Regions from separate parts of the Homo sapiens genome. Here region 1 is linked to region 2. Evidence: read pairs that join two places in POLR2A ChIA-PET (ENCODE). Cell type or tissue: B cell. All regions are shown on one strand. Links, peaks and the distances in the headings refer to the core of each region. The heading gives the core; the rest is flanking DNA.

Region 1 (5,382 bases), core at 110-5,109, 79 kb before region 2:
ACAAAATACCTTCCTCTAACCAGGACTGAACGTTTGCACACCCTGAATGCATTGAAATGATACAATGCCGGGGTCAGAGTAACACAAAATACTAGGACCACTAGACATAACACAGACTCTTTATTTCTAAACACCACTATAGCAGTTGGCAGTCCCCAACCCCCACCTCCAACCCAAGTCTCAAATGTAAGAGAATTTTCACTTTATCTCCTCGGGCTTGTTTTCCCTTCACTCTCCTTATTCATTCCATGTCCTTGTATTTTATTTTTCCTTTTATTAAAAAATATATATATCAGTGCCTTCTCTAGAGCCCTCCTTTTTAAAACAGCACAAGAAGGCACCTTAAGGGAGGCTGTGGAAATCTGTTTGCAACTTTCTAGATGTAATTCTAAACCACAAGGAAGAATATCCTTCCGCCTGTGCAGCTAAAAAATTTAAGAAACCACAACAGCTTTTCTCACTCAGACGCAGGACACCTCCTCCAGCTGAAAAACTAGATTCTGAAAAGAAGGAATTGTAGGAAAACTAACCAAAAAGAGGATAACTTCTCCAAAACACTCACCTTTGAGTTTGGAGCACCCTGTTGAGTGTATATCTGTGTGTGTGCATTTGAGTGTGTGGACGCGAGTATGCATGAGTGTATCTTTGTGCAAGTAAGTGTATGTATGTGTGGATGAGCAAATGTGTATGTGCAAGTGTACATACATGTGTATATGAGAATGTGTGCATGCATGTGAGTTTACGAGTGAGAGTGTGAACATATGTGAGCGGCTGTTCATGCAAGTGAGTGTGTATATGTATGTGTCAGTAGTGAGTGTATATGTGTGAGCTGAGTGTGCATGTGTATGTCTGGGTTTTTTAGTGCAGAAATACAGCATATGATGAACCAACTAGACTAAGGGTCTCTTGGCTCCACCTGGAAGCTACCATACAACCCTTGCTCCTTACCTTAGGGCAAAGGTGAGGCTGAAGTTGCCTGGAGGTATGCGATGAACAAGGACCAGAGAAAAGCAAGGCAGCGAGCCCTCCGGGGAGTCAGTTCTGTGACTGAAGACACTCTCAACATTTGCAGACTTTGCTGCAGGTCCCAGGAAAGCCTATCACAAGAGGGTAAGGCTATGGCAAGATGGGCAAGCTCCCTTGAACGGAAGGGTGAGGCTCACAGCACAGCTGTCTGCTGGCGCATCCATTTCCTCAGTTATTACACCTGCCCCAAGCTCCTGGCTCTTGCAGGAAAATACCGCACTGCATCAGAGGAAAGATGCCCAGGCATAAGTCTGCTGTATTTCTACATTTGTGGGCCAAGAGACTGATGCATCCAAACTGCTTCAAGCCTCCTGAAGACCTCATTCCACCATTACCAAAGTATCTCCCCCATCCCTCCCAGGCCCCAGCATTCTAGCCACCAAATGACAACAGACTTCAGAATTAAATTTTCCTTTTTTTCCCAATAAATCTATAGTCTTCACTACCCCCTTATATTTTCTAATCTCCTAAACTCATTTAATTATGTCCAGAGTAATTAAACTTGCTATCAGGGGGCATCTGGAAGGAAAGTTAATACATTTTAATTTTACTTATACAATGAATATTCGATCCCACATACAGTGTAGGGGAAGGCACTGGTACACACACAATCTTGCATAATGGACTCATGGGGATCATGGGTTGCAGGAGGTTGGCGGGGTAGGAGCCAGCAGGATTCACCCAGACATGCTAGGAGACAGGGAGCACCGTATGGACGAAGCCTCGGGGTGAAAAGGGATTAGTGAGGAGTATTAAAACTGGGCAGGGTGGGGCCTCAGGAATCTCAGACACCCTTTGACCAAAGTTCCCAGGAGTCATACCAGACAAAAATCTTCCTAAGATTTGAGGATTCATGATTCCTTTTAAAAGCAGACAGAGGTAGGGTTAAAAAAATAATAATAATAATAAGGGGTAGCTAGTACTAACCCTCCCTCCCCAATCAAACTCCGCATGGGGCTTTCTTCCTCTACCTGTCTGACAGGGGAAAGTGGGCAGGGGCAAACCTCCTCCCAAATTCCCCTTCTGAGAAGGGGTAGGAGGTGGGGTGCTTGTCCGTCACAGGTACACATTGTGTTTCCATCTACATGCACCATGCCATGCCCCCACTGCTTGTAGACAAAAAGGAATGAGTCAAATAACTGTCAAGTGACTCAACACTTGACAGGCTGTGTGGCCATTATGTGGGTCCCTTCCATACTGGCTCCTGGTGACTGAAGCCAGCCTCAGTTTTGTCCTCTGTGATGTGAGGACTTGAGCAAGAACCTTGCCAAAGCTCCCCTAGCCAGGATACTCTACAATTGCACACCCCTGGCTTCAGGCCTCCCCAGGGAACTTTACCTCCTGGTGAGAAGGGGTTGTGGGCCAAGATCTGCTGGCAGCAGAGCTCCCCAGCATGGGCCATTAATCCACATGGGGACAGTTAGCATAACTGAAATTTAATCAAATAAATGGCTAAAACTTAATTGTTAAGTGGGAGTTTGCCTGTGCCATCTCACAGATGGCATGCTCCCTAATCCTACAGCTTACTGCACGGCTAGACACCATCCGAGGGACAGGGTAAGACCGAGACAGCTCCTGCTCACCTCCCAGTTGGCCCCACACCATGCACACTCAGGTCCTGGTGAGGCCACTTGTCACCAGAAGGCCCATTATGCTAACATGCAACTAAGATAAAATGGATAACTCTTAAGGGGGCAAAAGATCCCTCGTGGGAAAGGCTCATGGTAAGAGAACGCACCTCCCTGGAAACAGATGTCTTGGTCCTATAACACAAATTGCAGTATCACATCCCCAAAACACAAGCCCTCCCATAAATCATTCAGGGGAGCCTGTTTCGTTTTCCTGTTCTGATGAAAGTGACCTGCATGTGGGGCTCAAGGCCAAAAGCACTGCCACACTCGAGCAACTCCACACTTCCCCACGGCTTACTGTAAAGATGCTGACCAAAACCACCAGGGCTGGAACCGCTGCCCTGCCCAACCTGTAGAAGTTGGCATTCCCCAGGGTTCTGCCCACAGGCTGAGCCCCTGCCCTTCCCCCTCCTCCTTTGCCAATCCTACCAAGTGCTCAATGCCCACCCACGTTGGTCTCCTTTCTCCCACCTTTCTTGGATCATCTCACACAGAGTTGGGGGCTCCAGGTCCCATTTTTTATCTTCTATAGTGCCCAGTCTATGGCTCTGGTTTGGGCATTCTCTCTGACTCTAACTTGCGTTGTTTGTTTCACACAAACATGTTCTCTCTCCACATTGTATTTTCTGTAGTCAACAAAAATTCACCAACTGTAAGTGCGCAATTGAATGAGTTTTGTCAACCATATACAACCATATGACCACCAGCACAGTGATGTGTAGAACACTGACATTATCTCTCACCTGTTTGCCATCAATCCCCTATCCAGGCCCCATGGCTGTTGGGAATCTCTGATGTGTCTTCTATCACTATTGTTTTGCCTTGTCTAGAGTTTTGCATTTTGCAATCATTCAGAATGTAGTCTTTGTGGTTGGCTTCTTTCACATAGCATATTCCTTGAGATTCATCCACATTGTTGCATGCATCTCAACACATCATATGGTTGCATGCATAAAGTACTTCAGTACTTCAGCTCTTTTTAGAGCTGAGTAATATTCCAGTGTATGGATAGATCACAATTTGTTTACCCATTCATCACTTGATGGGTATTTCAGTTATTTCCAGTTTTCCTTAACATAACAAAATGCCACTGTGAACATTTAAATACAAGTCTTTGTGTGGATGTATGTTCTCATTTCCCCTGGGAATATAGCTAGCAGATAAATTGCTGAGTCATACGGTCAGTGCATATTTAACTACATAAGAAATCACTAAAGTACTTCCCAAAGTGGCTGTGTCATCTTGCATTTCTAGTGAATGAGAGTTCCAGTTGCTCCACATCTTGGTCAGTGCCTGTTATTGTTGGTCTTTTTAATTTTGATCATTCGAGTGCATATGTAGTGATATCTCCTTGTGGTTTTAATTTGCATTTCCCTAATGACTAATGATGTTCAGCATCTTTCCATGTGTTTATTTGCCATGCCTTCTTTGGTGGAATGTCTGTTCAAATCTTTCGCTCATTTTCATTGTGTTGCATTGATTTCTTACTATTGACTTTTGAGAGTGCTTTATTTATTCCGGATACAAGTTCTTTATCAGATGTATTTTTTGCAAAAACTTTCTCCCAGTCTGTCTTGTCTTTTTACTTTATTAACAGTGTCTTTCGAAGAGCAAAAGTTTTAAACTTCGATAATGCCTGATTTATCAATTTTTTATTTAATAGTTTGGTTTGTGTGTGCATGTGTGTCCTATTTAAAAATTATTTCTCAGGCCGGGCACGGTGGCTCACGCCTGTAATCCCAACACTTTGGGAGGCCGAGGCTGGCGGATCACCTGAGGTCGGGAGTTTCAGACCAGCCTGACCAACATGGAGAAACCCCGTCTCTACTAAAAATACAAAATTAGCTAGGCATGGTGGCACATGTCTGTAATCCCAGCTACTCAGGAGGCTGAGGCAGGAGAATCGCTTGAACCCGGGAGGCAGAGCTTGCAGTGAGCCAAGATCGTGCCATTGCCCTCCAGTGTGGGCAATAAGAGCAAAACTCCATCTCAAAAAAAAAAAAGCATTTCTCTAATGCAAGGTCACATCGATTTTCTCCATGTTTTCTTTTATAGTTGTTGCCCTGCATTTAGATCTGTGATCCACTTTAAGTTAACTTTTGTGTGTGGTGTGACTTGTAGGTTGAAGTTCTTTTTTTGCATATAAATTCTAATTATTCCAGCTCCTTTGATGAAAAGATTGCCCTTTCCCCCATTAAACTGCTTGTGCATCTTTGTCAAAATTCAGTTAATCTTATATGCATGGGTCTATCTCTGGACTTTGTTCTATTGATCCTGTCTGTCTGTACACTAACACCACAAGTTTTGAAGTCAGATAGCACTGTATAAGTCCTCCAAATGTGTTTTTCTTTTTCAAAATTGCTTTAACTATTTTAGGCATTTGCATTTCCACATACATTTTAGAATCAGTTTGTCAATTTCAACAAAAAAAGCCTGCTGGGATTTTGATTGGATTTGCATTGACTATTGATCAATTTCTCTCCCTGTTATGTTTTAAGCTCCTGGAGGACAAGGAACCTATCTTGCATTTCCCCATGGTTCCTGAGCCATAGTAAACTATGTGCTTATCTCTGGCAATGCGGCTGTGATTGGGGGCGGGGAGGGTGAAAGCCAAGCGAGAGAGGGTAAAGCAGAAGGCAAGGAATGGTGTAGAGTCACAGGCAGACGTGAGGATGATGAATGCGAACTCTTGGCTGGTGTCATGTATTCTGGCAGTGGCACAAGG
Region 2 (5,382 bases), core at 259-5,258:
AACGTCATTCCTGCCCACTCCCCATCTGCAATGGGGGCAAAGGCAAAAGGAAAGCTTTCCAAGATTTAAACAGTCCTCTATATTAGTAACAGACCCATGTGCTAGGCTCCTACAATATCTGGTTCCATTCTGCTAGTGAAAGGAAACCCTACGGTCAACCAACTCCATCCTCTAGAACATATAAGTCAACAGGGGAGAACTCGGCATGAAGGGTATAACAGAGAATTTCAACAACTCATCCACCCCCTTTGCAGAGTCCTCACTTAACATCCCCTAGCATGCTGCCTTTGTCTTCTGATCAGAGTATTTCAGCAGCCCTCTGTGATCTATAGGATATGGTCCAACTCCTTAAGCCATCATTCCAGAGCTCCACAATCCAACTCCAATTTTCTATTCCAGTCTTAGTTCCCCGTACCCATCAAGGAAAATATTCTGCCCAAGTAAAAATCCCTTCCGTTCTCATTTCCTTCCTGGCTTTTCTTCTTCTTCTCTTACCTCCTGGAATCCTGCTCATACTTCAAGGCCTCAATGAAGGTCTACCTAGTCACCTTAGCAAGAAGAATCAATCTCATCCTTCTCCAACCTCATAGAACACTCATCCCATGCACCACTCCCTGACTCATATCTAGGCCTTACATTGCTGGTTAACCCTCTATGCCTCTAATTAATTTCATGTGTTCCCAATGAGTTTCTTCAATACAGGGACTCTTTCTCCTACTTGCTTCTATTATATTTGAAAGTACCAGCACAGCATGTGACATGATATTCATATATTCTAGGAATTCAACAAATAGCATATAAATGACTGATTTACCTTCCTAAAAGGGAAGTTATTTTTCCAAATATCATTTCTGTTCAAAATGGTAATTTTAACCTTCTTAGCACCCACAAACATTTCCCTTCTGATATCTACTTGAACTTTCAGATAAAAAAAAAAAAGCAAGTTGCAGTAACATGTTATGCTACACAAAGATTAGCATGAATATCCACCCTCTTTAAACAGCCACCCCACACCCTGGAGAAGAGCAAATGTGAAGTTTATGTGCCAACCAGACTGTGCGCCAGGTTGGTAAAGTCTGACAGAGTTACCAAAAAATGACAACATCTTCTATATGTGAAGCCCAACTACGTGGTTGTGCAACTCTATAGCTGACTTTCAACCATGGTCATCTGCAAAGAAGTTAGTCTCAGCCACCTGCGCATCCTCAATGCAAAAAGCTAAGTTCTAAAAACGTATTCTTAATGCTGTTTTAAATGCAGCACTACTAAAAAGGACCTCATTTTGATGCCAGAGGGCAGCAAACATGGACACTTTTGGCCCCCTTCAGCTATTAAGTACAGTAAAAGGAAGTCCTAACTATCATTTGAAATGCTCCCGGCCAGGCGCTGTGGCTCACACCTGTAATCCCAGCACTTTGGGAGGCCGGGGCAGGAGGATCACCTGAGGTCAGGAGTTCAAGATCAGTTTGGACAACACAGTGAAACCCCGTCTCTACTAAAAATACAAAATTAGCCGGGCATGGTAATACATGCCTGTAATCTCAGCTACTCGGGAGGCTGAGGCAGGAGATCGCTTGAACCTGGGAGGCAGAAGATGCAGTGAGCCGAGATCGCGCCATTGCATTCCAGCCCGGGCAACAAGAGTAAATCTCCGTCTCACCAAAAAAAGAAAAAAGAAAAAAAAAAAAAAGAAAGAAATGCTCCCCTCAGTTCTCCAGGCTGGGCTGACTGCCCACGTCAAAACACCCTAGGCATCATCACTCCGTGTTGAGAGCCAAGTGGCCAGGTAGGACCCAACACTACGCAGGCACAGACGTTTTCCATGTTAAGAACCCAAATCCATACAGTCCTTAGCACCCAAATAGGTTCAGAAAAGGCAGTCCACACAAATCTGCCAAATAAATGAAGTTCAGATATTGCATTTACGCTAAATACCTTGGAAATTGAGAGGGAATCTGGAGAGGAAGATGGATGTAGGAAAAACAAAAACCCTCACTTTACAGGAATTCAGCACAGGAGATGCTACATTGTTAGCATCTCCGCTTAAGGAGAAGACATACTGATGAATAAGACTGAGTTGGTGACAGGCACAGTGGCTCTCGCCTGTAATCCCAGCACTTTGGGAGGTCAAGGCAGGAGGATCACTGGAGCCCAGGAGTTCAAGACCAGCCTGGGCAACAGGGAGAAACTCCATCTCTACAAAATTAGCCAGGCATGGTGGCATGCACCTGTCGTCCCAGCTACTCAGGAGGCTGAGGTGACAGGATGGCTTGAGCCTAGGAGATCAAGGCTGCAGTGAGCTATGAACATGCCACTACACTCTAGCCTAGGCAACACAGCGAGACCCTGTCTCAAAAACAAACAAACAAACAAACAAAAGACAACTAATTGGGCTAATGTTTAGAATAAATGTATTTCTAGGGAAGAAAAAAACTTAGTTGGGTACTCCCTCCCCTTTTTACTTTTTGAAGCCTGCTGGAATTCTAGGAAAACAGATTTCCTCCCCTTGCTCTCTCCTTCCTCACATACTCACCAGTACTCATGCGCTTCTCAGACCCAAATGCTCTGCTTATGGTGGATAACCCCATCTCAGTGGGCCTCCCTCTCTCTCTCTCTCTCTCTCTCTCTCTGTCATTACCAACTTCTATAAAATCTCAGAATACAAAGGGCATTCTCATTTCCCTGAAATGTACTTTGGTGCTACCCTGAAAGACGGCTAGAGTCTTGAGGAGACCCAAACAGTTAAAGGTTACAGACAGACTTGGTTCCACTCCAGTGGTGGGTGTTTTGTTTTGTTTCGCTTTAGCTTTATTAAGGTATACTTTACATACAACAAAAGTCATTCATTTTAAGTGTACAGTTGGATTCAATTTGCCAGTTGTATACAGCTGTGTGGCCTCCACCAAAATCAAGATACAGAACACGTCCACCAGTCTAGAAAGCCCCCTCATGCCCCTTTGCTGTCAATCCCCTTCCCTAACCCTCTGACCCCTTCCTTCTAACCACTGAACCCCCACCTACCACCACAGTGTTGAGAATTCTAGAATTTGTTACAAATGGACTCATACAGGATATCGTCTTTTGTGTTTAATTTCTTCCACAGAGCAGAATGATTCTGGGATTCATCCATGGTGTGGAGTGTGTTACTCTTTCATTCTTCTACTGTTGAGTTGTATTCCACCATAGGGCGTTTATCCATTCAACCTATTGGTTGCCATGTGGGTTGTGACCACTTTTTGACCACTATGAACAGTGCTACAATGGACACTGTGTAGATGTGTTTATAGGAATGTATGTCTACATTTCTCTTAGGTAAACATCTAAGGCATTTCGAGAACACAGAAAAGGTTTTGAGTTTGAGTCCAGGGAGCCCTCATTTTGTCATCCTCCAGGCTGCCCCCCTCCCACCCCATTCCCTGGAGAGTTCAACTCCAAACCCTATATCCCAGCTATCTGTTTGGCTCAGCTACCAAATGTCATCCTATTCCGAATAGAAACCTCTCCACTACACTAAGGAAATGATGGGAAGAGACCCCAAAACATTCTTAAAATGGGCATTCATTTGAATCAGGCCAAATAAATTGGACTCTGGGTCAGAGATAACTTAAGTGTGGTGTTCGGAGTCCTAAGAGCCCCCACTAGCTCAGAAATGGACTTAGTTGACCTCCCCCATTAGCAGCATGGAGAGTCAAGGAGATGACTTCTACCTTGCCAAAGGCCTTGGGAAGAAAGACAGCATCAAGGTCTCACACAACACTCCAGGGAGGCAGCTGCTGCCCAGTGCTGTGGACAGCAAAGCTTCAGTGCAGGAAATTAAGATTCCCCCTGCCTCCCCCTCCCCCATCCTCATCAGCTTGGCCATGGCAGGGCTGGGGGATCAGAGGTGAACAGGAAGCAGAAGGACCCCTGGGGGAGACAGGGCCTCCAGTGGGACCAGAGCTGAGTGGCCTCAGGCAGTGGCGGAAGCTGATTAAAGGAAGGTACGGGGAGTGGAGGGGAAGTGGACAAAAGACAGGACAGCCATCTTAGACAACAATGCAAGGGGGAGAAACTGAAGAAAACAGAACAGAGACCACTACTGGCAATAAACAGAGAGAAAGTGAAGCCCCATGGGTGAGGCACACCTACATTACTTAAGAAACCTGAGCACATTCTTACGCCTAGGGCAATAAATACATCCTTGAGCTACACAGGCTAAGCAAGAGTGAGAGAGGGTGATGCTGACAGGCCACATGGGAGAGTGGGAAGACGTGGGCTGGGAGCTGGGAGTTTGGCTTCTCATCTGTGCATGGCCTCTAAACTGGGCAGTGACCATGGCCTGGTCACCTCCCCACTCTGGACCTGGGTTGCCCCTCTGTAAACAAGGAGGTTGTAATAAATTATCTCCAATACCCTAATGTCTTATAAATCTTATGCAATTTTTGCCAAGATGGGAGTATGGGGAGAGAAGAGTGGAAACGGCCCAGAGCTCAGTGAGATGAGATATCAAAGGGGACGAAAAGTGTTCATTCCATCTCCCTAATCTCCAATTGGCAAAGCCAGACTTGGGGCAATACAGACTGGTTCTGTGATGACAAATAACTCCTAGCTCATTCCTAATGATTTATCACCAAATGTTCTTTCTTCAGCTGGAATTTAAAATATGGACTCATCCGTAAAATAGGAATAATAATAGTATATGCTTCATAGGGTTTGTATGAAAATAAAATGAGTGCGTATTTGTAAAGTTCCTAGAGCAGAGTAAGTGCTCCGAGCTTGTGAACTAAAATGCTGCCTCCTGGTATTTATTAGTTACACCTCAGCAGAAACAAAGTTATCAGGCCCTTTCCCCAATTCCTAGTTTGGGTCAGAAGAAAAGGGAAAAGGGAGAGGAAAAAGGAAAAGAATATGACGTCAGGGGGAGGCAAGTCAGTTGGGAACACAGATCCTAACACAGTAGCTGGTACCTGATAGGTGCCTATATGTGATGGATGGGTGGACAGCCCGACAGATGAAAAATGGACAATTATGAGGAGGGGAGAGTGCAGACAGGGGAAGCTTCACCTCCTTTACAATTTTGGGAGTCCACACGGCATGGCATACAAATTATTTCATTCCCATTGAGAAATAAAATCCAATTCTCCATCACCAAGAGAGCCTTCCGAAAGAGGCCCCCCTGGGCAAACGGCCACCGATGGAGAGGTCTGCCAGTCCTCTTCTACCCCACCCACGCCCCCACCCTAATCAGAGGCCAAACCCTTCCTGGAGCCTGTGATAAAAGCAACTGTTAGCTTGCACTAGACTAGCTTCAAAGTTGTATTGACCCTGGTGTGTTATGTCTAAGAGTAGATGCCATATCTCTTTTCTGGCCTATGTTATTACCTGTATGGACTTTGCACTGGA

What was found. Peaks named below come from ENCODE experiments on the same cell type or tissue, not always from the same donor. Only the 100,000 strongest peaks of a DNase experiment are listed, where the experiment ranks them.
Region 1: POLR2A ChIA-PET joins it to region 2 with 7 read pairs; 1 of 35 experiments calls an interaction of 5 or more read pairs at or near these places.

Annotation. Positions count from the first base shown.
Region 1 is chr2:60,411,086-60,416,467 of GRCh38, forward strand. All of the region lies in intron 2 of LOC124906010, which reads right to left. Among named protein-coding and RNA genes, the nearest start is that of MIR4432HG, 22 kb to the left of the region's middle. RefSeq lists a silencer at 2,092-2,141 and an enhancer at 2,612-2,741. In B cell, for the core only: no CTCF peak of the experiment used is centred there; DNase peaks (open chromatin) are centred at 1,117, 2,154 and 2,836; H3K4me3 peaks cover 2,159 bases; H3K27ac peaks cover 3,572 bases.
Region 2 is chr2:60,490,014-60,495,395 of GRCh38, forward strand. All of the region lies in intron 2 of BCL11A (BCL11 transcription factor A), which reads right to left. Among named protein-coding and RNA genes, the nearest start is that of BCL11A, 61 kb to the right of the region's middle. RefSeq lists enhancers at 3,393-3,894, 3,895-4,394. In B cell, for the core only: no CTCF peak of the experiment used is centred there; a DNase peak (open chromatin) is centred at 2,708; H3K4me3 peaks cover 1,351 bases; H3K27ac peaks cover 5,000 bases.